Regions from separate parts of the Homo sapiens genome. Here region 1 is linked to region 2. A link is a contact called in ENCODE Hi-C or POLR2A ChIA-PET data. All regions are on one chromosome and are shown on one strand. Each heading gives the region's core, a stretch centred on a gene start or an enhancer-like site at or near the end of the contact. The rest is flanking DNA. Distances are from core to core; before and after follow the strand shown.

What was found. Hi-C counts contacts between places; a loop is a spot of excess contacts on that map. ChIA-PET counts read pairs that join two places held with the same protein, here RNA polymerase II (POLR2A). Pooled maps may share reads with other maps.
Region 1: a pooled map shows a loop between it and region 2 (2.0-fold over the local background). The contact joins two enhancer-like sites. A Hi-C loop is called at or near these places in 4 of 168 maps with a recorded cell type or tissue (CD4-positive, alpha-beta T cell, CD8-positive, alpha-beta T cell, MCF 10A and 1 more), 1 of 37 single-sample maps with no recorded cell type and 8 of 50 pooled maps. POLR2A ChIA-PET finds 5 or more read pairs at or near these places in 3 of 52 experiments (BJ, K562 and MCF 10A).

The regions. Positions count from the first base shown.
Region 1 is chr1:241,747,924-241,753,017 of GRCh38, reverse strand. WDR64 (WD repeat domain 64) reads right to left here. Exons shown (of 28, transcript NM_001367482.1): 14 at 3,296-3,471. Among named protein-coding and RNA genes, the nearest start is that of EXO1, 98 kb to the left of the region's middle. Within about 2 kb of position 3,385, at least 4 of the 41 ENCODE cell types and tissues checked have a DNase peak (open chromatin) inside an H3K27ac peak, as active enhancers do.
Region 2 is chr1:241,624,882-241,629,540 of GRCh38, reverse strand. The region is part of intron 1 of OPN3 (opsin 3); the gene reads left to right. CHML (CHM like Rab escort protein) reads left to right here. Exons shown (of 2, transcript NM_001381853.1): 2 at 1-690. Among named protein-coding and RNA genes, the nearest start is that of CHML, 13 kb to the left of the region's middle. Within about 2 kb of position 1,605, at least 7 of the 41 ENCODE cell types and tissues checked have a DNase peak (open chromatin) inside an H3K27ac peak, as active enhancers do.

The DNA.
Region 1 (5,094 bases), core at 2,136-4,635, 120 kb before region 2:
ATTCTTTGTTTACAGTTTGTGCCATTGTGGGATAGAAGGAATGAATCTCAGCAATATCTCAAGAGTGACCAGATATTGACACTGAGTAATAGCTTAGTTAGATTTATGTGCCCACCTGGTGGTATGAGTTATTGACAGTGGTTTGTTTTTTGTGTGTGTGTCTTTTTGAGACAGAGTCTTGCTCTGTCGCCCAGGCTGGAGTGCAGTGGTGCAATTTTGGCTCACTGCAGCCTTGACTTCCCAGGATCAAGCAATTCTCCCACCTCAGCTCCCCAAGTAGCTGAGACTACAGGTGTGTGACACCATGCCTGGCTAATTTTTACATTTTTTGGTAGAGATGGTGTCTCACTATGTTGCCCAGGCTGGTCTCAAACTCCTAACCTCAAGCTATCCTCCTGCCTTGGCCTCCCAAAGTGCTGAGATCACAGGCATGAGCCACTATATCCAGCCCAACAGTGGTTTTTAATAGGTTTAACCGGTTTCAATGGAACCTCCTATGACAGTGGCTCTCAGACTTTCTGAATTCACAGAGCAGCAGAATTTACAAAACACCTTTTGAAGATTGACCTAGAGTTACCAACATTCAATTTTACCAAGTGAGGACATGAGGGAGAAGGAGATGGGAAACTCTACTACCATTATTTTATGAAAAGAAAGGCTATAGTAATATAAAACAGTAGGAAAGATATAATCTTAAAATTTAAATGAAGTAAAAGTAGCTTTGTGAAAAGTTACCCTTATTTTCTACATTTCATCTCTAATTGGTGAAATCTTTTATGTTATATTGGAATTGGCTGGTAGGTCTTTAGGAATTGATTAGGAAAACAGCAGTTCATATAATGCTAAGAGCATTATTATGTTAATTGCTTCATAAAGAAAGATCATTTACTTTAAAGGACACAGAAATACAGCTATATGAGTAGATTCATAAAGCACTGTGGTTAAAAGGAAGGGAAGTAAGTGGGTCTTTAGAATTTGAATGATTTTGGGGTCAATTAATCATCTTCCTGGAACCCCCATAGTGCTTTGTTTATCATGTTAGAACAGTAATCTCTCACCAACCTATGGTTTTGTCAACAATGGCTTGGGGGCAAATTTTTCTCAAATTTGCCAAAGGTTTCATATAGGCAGAATGCAATTCTATCCCCTTAAAACTGAGATTATGAGAAGAATTGTTGTTTTCTTCTCTTGTTTTCTATGAAGTTGTATTAATAGACCAGTCAATTTACGGTCTGCCCTCTTGTTACGTGGCTAGGAAATCATGCCCAGAATATTCAGCACAGTGATGATTTGTGCCCAGAGCGGGCAGTTGCACAAGGGTTTTTCTGAGACTTGAGAAAATAAAACCAAGAACAGAAGCATAAGAGAGATATTATATTTAAGCCGTTAAGGACTGTCTGAACACATTTAAAAGTACATGATACTTTGGAGACCCTTCTCAGCTCATAATGCATCAGCGATGTTTCCTGAATAACTGAATGTGATCACTGAAGCAGGTTTTGGCTTTTTGGTTTTGTGGAGCCGGGATGGGGGTGTTTGTTTTTTTGTTTTTGTTTTTGTTTTTAAGGCAGCTGGGAATCTAGGAAGATAGAGAGATAGAGGTTGGGTTTATCTTTCCTCCATTCCACTCTCAGCTCCAACTTCCACCTGCCCACCTTCCAGTTTCTGGGCAAACAGAGAAATGGGGTTTGGAATTTAGGGAAAGAAATTTATTATAAAGCTTGTTCCCTTTTTAGTTGGAAAAAAAATGGCCTGGCTACCAGATTAGTCTGACAACCATCCCACCATACAAGCTTCTGAGACACTTTGTGAAAGCACTCACAACACTTGTAGTAGGTGGATCACTGCCCCCTTATTAAATTATGCATTTCATGGTGAAAGGGAATATCCTTCTGGAACATGGCAAATATTTGGTAACTGGTCATTGAAAAAAATGAATGAATGAAAGTATTCTAGAAAATAAGTATGTAAATCAAATTATTTTATTTCAAATAGGCAGATATAATAATAAAGTAAATAATAGTAATACACTAATAATAATAAGTAAATAAGGATACTTTCAACATTATATTATAAAGCTGCCCGCTCCAACATTAATAAAAGTTCTCCAAATACCCCTCATAAATGTACTATTGTCTACTTTAGAAGAGGTTCTTTCTCTATTTATTTTTAAAATTATTTTAATCCTTAATGAGCACCTACTCTGGGCATGGCCAAGAATACAAATATAAATAAGAGAGGTTTTCAGTTCCTACCAAGATCAATCTGCAGGTTCTAAATGCAGAACCAGAATAATCAATGTGAAAAATGCTACAGTAGAACTAAAAACAATTTTGGTGAGTGAATAGTTCCATGCTACTTTTTGCAGCCCTTAAAAAAGGAGCATTTGTGACAACAGACATTGTCTGGTAGGAAGGGCATCCTGATGAACAATGGCACTTTGTAAAGCAAAAGTCAACATTTCGTTCATTGTAGAGTGTATTATTACTAAGAAATTCCTTTCTACAGTGCCATTTTGGATTACTCAGACAAGAGAAGAGTATATTACATCAGGCAGGTTTTTCACTCCTTTTTCCCCATTCTTAGGTCATCAGTTATCTTAAGCTGGTGCTTCATGATTGCTGTGCTATACAAGACTTTTCTTTTCTGATCTTAGCTTTCAAAAGGGTAAAGGCAATGAGTTCTTGAGTTCGAGGTGATGGGGTGAGATCCGCTCAATAGCCAGGATAAATGATCTAGTCTTCATTATAAATTTGAAGAGGGCATTAGCATTCCCAGGTGGTAATAGAGTCATAGGAAAAATAAATTAGCCTACCTCAATCCTCCCCAAACAGCCCTGAGCAGATTGCGTCATTAACCTTAAAATAAACAAAGCGATTTTGGTGACAAACTGGAAAAGTGACTTGAGCATTCCTGAATGCATTATGGGTTATAAGGGACAGAGCCTGCTGGAAAGCAGTTCTGCCAGTGAATTATTCCCATATGAGCGTATAAAGCATGTCAGAGGTGGCAGCTGAGTATAAATTTAGCCTTCCTGACACCTGCCTTAGGAGACCCTGACTAACCCTTCAGCGGAAGCTTGATGGGCAGCATGCCGTGGCTGGGCAGCGATTGTTTTTTGCTCTTTGCCTAAACCTGGGCAAAGTTAATGAGGAGCATCACGGGAAGGCTGAGGATAAATACCATCTTCAGCTGGCTACCAAGAGCGGGGTTACATGGTGGGGATTATCCACTGACTCATTTGATTTTCCCAAAAAGGGCACCTGCAGTACGAGTATGAAGTGGGATTGTAAACCTGGATCATTTTGATAGTCCCGTTGCGCTCCAAGGCCAGGACCAGCTGCTGGTGTTTTTCTTGGGCTTTGAGGAAAATGAGGCGTCGTAGGCAGTGCTCGTCCTCCTTCCAGTCTTTCCCCTCCGGCAACACCTTCATCTCCTGCCCACTGCCAAAGTCCCAGATTCTGACTGTTCCTGAGCATACAGAGAAAAAGACTATGTGGGTAAAAATGACTTAGAGAAAGCTTGGCTTTTCGCTCAGAGAAAATTCATCCGATCGAAAGCTTTCTGCCAACAATTTATCCTATATTTATTCCCTACTCAGATGGGTGAGTCTTCCCAGGCTTGCTGTGCATGAAATTTATTCCTTTATGCCTTGATTTGTCACAGGCTGAAAAAAATAAATAAATAAACAGGACCAGGCAACGCCTTGAAATCTACCCTCAGGCTCTCCTACTAAGCTTTTGCTCTAAAGTGAGTCTCTTCTGTTGTTATTCTCCCAACGCTTCTCAGTGTGCTAAACACCCAGTCCCGAACATGGGAATATTCGCTACCATGCCACGACTATTATTCACAGTGAAAGATCATTCCAGTAATCTGTCACATTTCCTAATGTGCTGACATGTTTTAGGACTTTAGCTCTTATTAGATAATAAAAAGTTGGAGGGAATCCCAGCCGGTAAGAAACTGCCAAGCTTGGAGTGGTTTTGTTGGTTACGTGGGAGGAAAGTGAAAGAAAAGTGTCGAGTGTTTTTCTTTTCTTTTCTTTTCTTTTTCTTTCTTTCTTTCTTTTTTTTTTTTTTAAGACAAGAGTCTCACTCTGTCACCCAGGCTGGAGTGCAGTGGCGATCTCGGCTCACTGCAAGCTCCGCCTCCTGGGTTCACACCATTCTCCTGCCTCAGCCTCCAGAGTAGCTGGGACTGCAGGCGCCCACCACCACACCCGGCTAATTTTTCTGTATTTCCAGTAGATACGAGGTTTCACCATGTTAGCCAGGATGGTCTCGATCTCCTGACCTCATGATCTGCCCTCCTCGGCCTCCCAAAGTGCTGGGATTACAGGCAGGAGCCACCGTGCCCGGCCAAGTGTTTTTCTTACACTTAAAATTATACTTTCTGTTTGAAACCTAAACCTCAACGTGATGGTGTTTGGAGATCATTAGGTCATGGGGGTAGAACCCTCATGAATGGGATTAGTGCCTTTATAAAAAAGGCCCCAAATTGAGATCTGCTGTGGCTCAGACAAAAAAAGAAAAGTAAGTAACAAAATGGGCCCCAAGGATCTGCCTTGCCCCTTTGTCATGTGAGAACACAATGAGAAGGCACCATCTATAAACCAGGAGGCGGGCCCTTGCCAGACACCAGATCTGCCAGCGCCTTGATCTCGAACTTCCCAGCCTCCGGAACTGAGAGAAATCAATTTCTGTTGTTGAAAAACCCCCAGTCCTCCTGCCCTGAGTGGTAAGGCATGTCAAATGGTCTGAGCCCAGGAGGTTTTCCTATCTCCCCTCAAGAGGTAGAGAAGAATTTGCTCAGCTTTTTCTCCCTTACAATAGGTCTTCATCTACAGTATCAGCAGGAGGGTTTGCTGCCCTTCCCTCAGTGGCTTAGGCTTTTGCTTTGTCGGTAAGACGGATGCTGGTGGGACTTTCTGTGGCTCCACAGTGTTGGCTGTTCCTCTCCCCAACATCTGCACCATGAGGGAGGCCAGCACTGTGTGACATGTGACGAGCTCTGTGAGGAGCATGGGAATGGACGCACAGTCCCTTTGTGTTTCTGGCTTTTAGAAGCGCTGTACTCTCATGCTATCCTACACTC
Region 2 (4,659 bases), core at 356-2,855:
ATGCACTCAGTTTTTGTAAAACTATATGCATATCCATAAGGGTTTGTACTCTTAGGCAAATTTATAAAGCGATCGTGTATAAATGATATAAAAAATCAATTTGAATGGTATTCAAATTTCCTAATATTAAAAATGCAACTTTGACTTAGTTCATGCTATTGTATTAGCAAAACTGTTTTAATTGCATGTGTCCTTATAGCAGCAGCATTGTGTATTAGTAGCCTTTTAAGAGAACTGTGTAGAAGACTATAAAAAGGGCTTTATAACTGATCTTTTGACATACTCACTTTGAGTGGCATATGCCCAGGAAAATATTTAAAAGAAAGAAAAGCTATTTGTACAAAGTTTTCTAGCAGTTCCACTCAGATAACTTTAAGGGGGAAAAAAGCCCAACGATTGGAAATGGTTAAGTAAATTTTGGTGTATTGCTAGTGCTATCACAGAATGTTATATAGCCATTCAATAATATTGATATATGTCAAATTGTATGCAAAAAAGTGAGATTCAAAAATGTTAATAAGAACATAAATTGTGTTTACTGATACATGTGAAAATTTAGGTCTACATTGAAAAGAATCAGAAGATAACATGTAATTCAGTTTAACATTAGGGGTTCTTTATTTTTCTTCTGTTAAATATTGATGTATGCAATAAAAAATAAAAGATTAATTGGTAAAGTGGTTTACTGAACTGGTGAGAAAATTACTGATTTCTTAGAAGTTTCTAAAATTCTATTTTAAATTAAAATATACATTTCTAGGTGTTAAAGTCAAAAAAGATCATCTTCAGATATGTGTGGCAGAAAGTTTTACAAATCTTGGTGGGGAGGAATTCTTGGTCAAGATGGACTTCATAATTTATTTTTTCTTAGTTGATCACCATTAAGGAATAGTAATAGAAATATTAGTAATACATTCTAGGACATCAGCATGAAGACGTCATATACTAATTAAAGTATGCCCCTAAATGCAAACATGTCACTTGGGAATCTTAAAAACCGTGGAGATGAAAGTTGGATTCATAGATGTGACCGAACCTGGTTTGCAGAGAGACCTGTGCGAAGGCCAGATCTTGGGGGACTGAGGATGCGACAGACCCTTTCTTCCAGTCAGCGTGAGAGATCCAAATCAAGGTGATTTAATTTAATAAGCATCCATTGAACACCTACTGTGGGTTATGAATTGGCATTATTCTGGGAAATTAGAGATACAAAAATAAGTGCTCTGTACCTGACAAACATTCTGTTGGAATGTTTTCCTTAAGGTAAGGTACCTTTTACCTTAATGAGCATTTAAAACATTTTTTACCCGTCTCACTCCCCACTGTAACTAGCACTTCCTGTTTCCTGGCAAAAGAAAAAACAAAACAGAAGTCTCTGCCTTGTGCACGGCATCCCTTTTAAAAGGTGCCAAAACTCACTACACAGTTGAAAACAGGTGGCTTAAAGGTTAAAAGCCGAATCGTTTAACACTCTCCGAAGTCTATTTCGGATGACATTCAGTGAGTTAAGTTTTTCACATTAATCAGAAACTTTTTCTTTTGCCTGGGGAAGGAGCCAAGAGGAGCTCTAGGGGATTGGGTCTAGAAGCCCAGGACATCAAGGGCTTAGGGAGAGGAAGTATAAAGAAATTCGATCATAAAGTTTCAATACCAAGAAATTCTGATTAAGATTAATTTTATTTGCCTTCATCTTGATGGATCAAGTGAAAGTCATGCTCCTGTTGCGTAAAGGTGGCTGCTTCCTCTGAAAATTTTCAGATTTTTATTTTAGTATTTTTACCTTCATTATAAAGAGGTATTTGTAGTGTAGTTCATTTCCTTTTAACCAGCAACCAAATGTATTCACATTTCAACAGCAGGGGGCACAGTACTTCCAGCTTTCTGTAAGGCACGAACAGTACAAAAGCTGAGTGATTCACCTGAAAGAATTTGGCTATAACAAAAATATATGACAACAGTTCTGCTCCAGCACTTGTAGGAATACTTTTCTCTTGACAACTACATTTTCTTATGTGATCCTCAGGACAACTGTGTAAGGTAAGAAAGGGCAGGTATTTATACCAGTTTCTTTGTAGATAAAACCTGGAGGAGTTAAGTGACTTGCCTGGACTCTCCTACTTTGTATTGAGACCCATTAATGAGAAATGAAATGCTACTGTTTCGCTTTGCTTGCATCTCAAGAGTGATTTATTACATGTAAGAATATGTAACACATAAAGCACTATTTAAAAAGTGGTGGCTTCTGGAACTTTAGATTGGCTTTTCAACAAATAGCGAAATAATCCTATAAATTACAGTTTTTATAATTATAATAAAATGGGCCAACTCCGATTGAAAGAGAAGGGAGTTAAGTTCACTCCTGAAATCAGAAAAACGATCTCTTTATTCTGATATGTCGAGCTTAAAATCTTTATATATAATACCTTCATTGGTCCCTGCTGATGTCCTATGATTCTTGGCATTTGCTTGTTGCTAAATATATATTTAATTCTAATACACTCTGGACAACTATTTAATATTAAGGCATACACATCAGAGGAATGACTGGATTCAGAGGTGCAGGGTTGACAAAGTGTAGCAGGAAGATGAATACCTGATTATAATTCAGTCAGAATGAGATACATATTTAGGCATTTTATAGTTTAATCCTTGAGGATACTAGTACAGTGTGTTTTATGCCATTTCTTTTTATTATACATCATATAATTAAAGCCCTTGAGTTCTCTATTGCTGCTCATTTGAGACTCTTACTTGTTCCGTATTCATCTCTGACATAAAAGTAAATATTACCCAGTATGGGGAAACTTTATTTTTTATCATTACTATAAGTTAATTTTACTATATTTGTAAGTTAAGTTTACAGTTAAAGCTTGTGTAACCATTGCAGTATTTTACCAGCTTTAAAGGAAAAATTTGGGGGAATGTATGGCTGAGGAGGTGCTTGGAGTCTTGTTTTTAGGCAATTAATAATACAGTTAATTTCCTAAAATGATTTAAGTGAAGTATTATGGAGAAATGAGCTGTACATTGTTCTGTTCTCATTTTATAAATACATAACATTGGTAATGACCCCTGCTGTTGAAACATAAGTACCAACCAGATAGAAAAGTAAAAAGCAAAAGATGAGAATTGCACTGGAAATAGTTTGTCAGGAGATTGTAATCTCCTTTCAAACAAAGACTATGTGTATGGTACCTCTGCATTCCCTGGAATTGCTTACATTTCACAGGTACCCCCCCGCAACGATTTGCTAATTGAAAGACCAGCTAGCAGTTTCCAGTGGCTCTTTTCTTCCATGTCATCCTCTTGCCTTCACACTGTTCTAGGTTCCAACCTGAGGAACAGAGGACCACTAGGACCCATCTCTGGTAAAATATATCGCAATCATAGTCCTGGCTTCTTGTATTATTAGTACAGATCATTAGTTTTAGGGTAAGCCTATATGAGTCAATAAAGCTACTTAAAAATAGTACACATTTAGATATAAGAGGTTCCATCTAAATAATTTTGCTAATTTTCTCCCATTAAGGCAGTGATTTTTAAACCAGAGTGTTTGGCCTTTTATTGGCAAAGTCTGGAGACATTCTGGTTTTCACATCTGGGAATCAGATGCTACTGTCATTCAGTGGGTAGAGGGCTGGGGTGTTGTTCAACATTCTGCAATGCAGGTCAGCTCCCTCATAACAAAGAATTATCCAGCCCCAAATATCGATAAGCGCCAAGTTGAGAAAAACTGCACTAGAGCAAGTGTTGAATATTCATAAGGAGTCTGCTTTCTTCCTCAGGTTTTCTGACCCCTATCAGTGCTTCTTCAACAGGGTCATTGTTGATAGGAACTGCTGTCTTTGCTGCTCCCATATAGATCCCCCAGTTCCCCGCTACCTTCCCTCGCCAATCTTCACAGTGGCTTCCTTCTGGTGGTTTATTATAACACAGATTCCAAAACAAAAGTTTTGAATATGAGAGAATATTTTTCATCCTGCCCCAGTTTGGTATAGGTTTGAAATTTGCAATTTTTGGTATTTTTAAAATAATTTTATCCAGAAATACCGTTCCTCTGCAAAGCAATTATATTAATAGAAATGAGAGGTAATCTTTCTATGCATGGCAACTACCTCAAAATCAATGTAAAAACATTTTAGCATACTGTTTTTGGAAGGGGTGCTATTCACTTGACAGACTATTGGCAAATTAATCAAATTACACATATATAACAATAGTATGGCTTCGGAGAAGCCTATTCAAGACTAAATAAACCATCCATAATTGTACACACATTTGCACTCACTGGTGGTTCACCAAGCAATGAGATAGGCAGCAGCTTGGCATTTTATAGATGGGTGTTAACTATAGAAAATACTTAATTGCAATGGAATGAGTCAGTATGCTTAATGCAGATAAGAACTTTAACTAGACACTGCCAAGTGAAGCATAGGGTTCATTACAATGTAATATTTATTGAGCATGAACCGTGTCCCAGTTTCTGTGCTAGACTCTGGGATACAGAGATGAAATTGTAACTAACACTTAGCACTAACTGGATGCCAATGGTTGCTATATTTATTTTATGTTATCCTCATAAAAACCTAGTTGGGTAGGTATTTTATTATCCCCATTTGCAGATGGGTAAATAGACAATGTGAAGACAAAGAGCTTGAC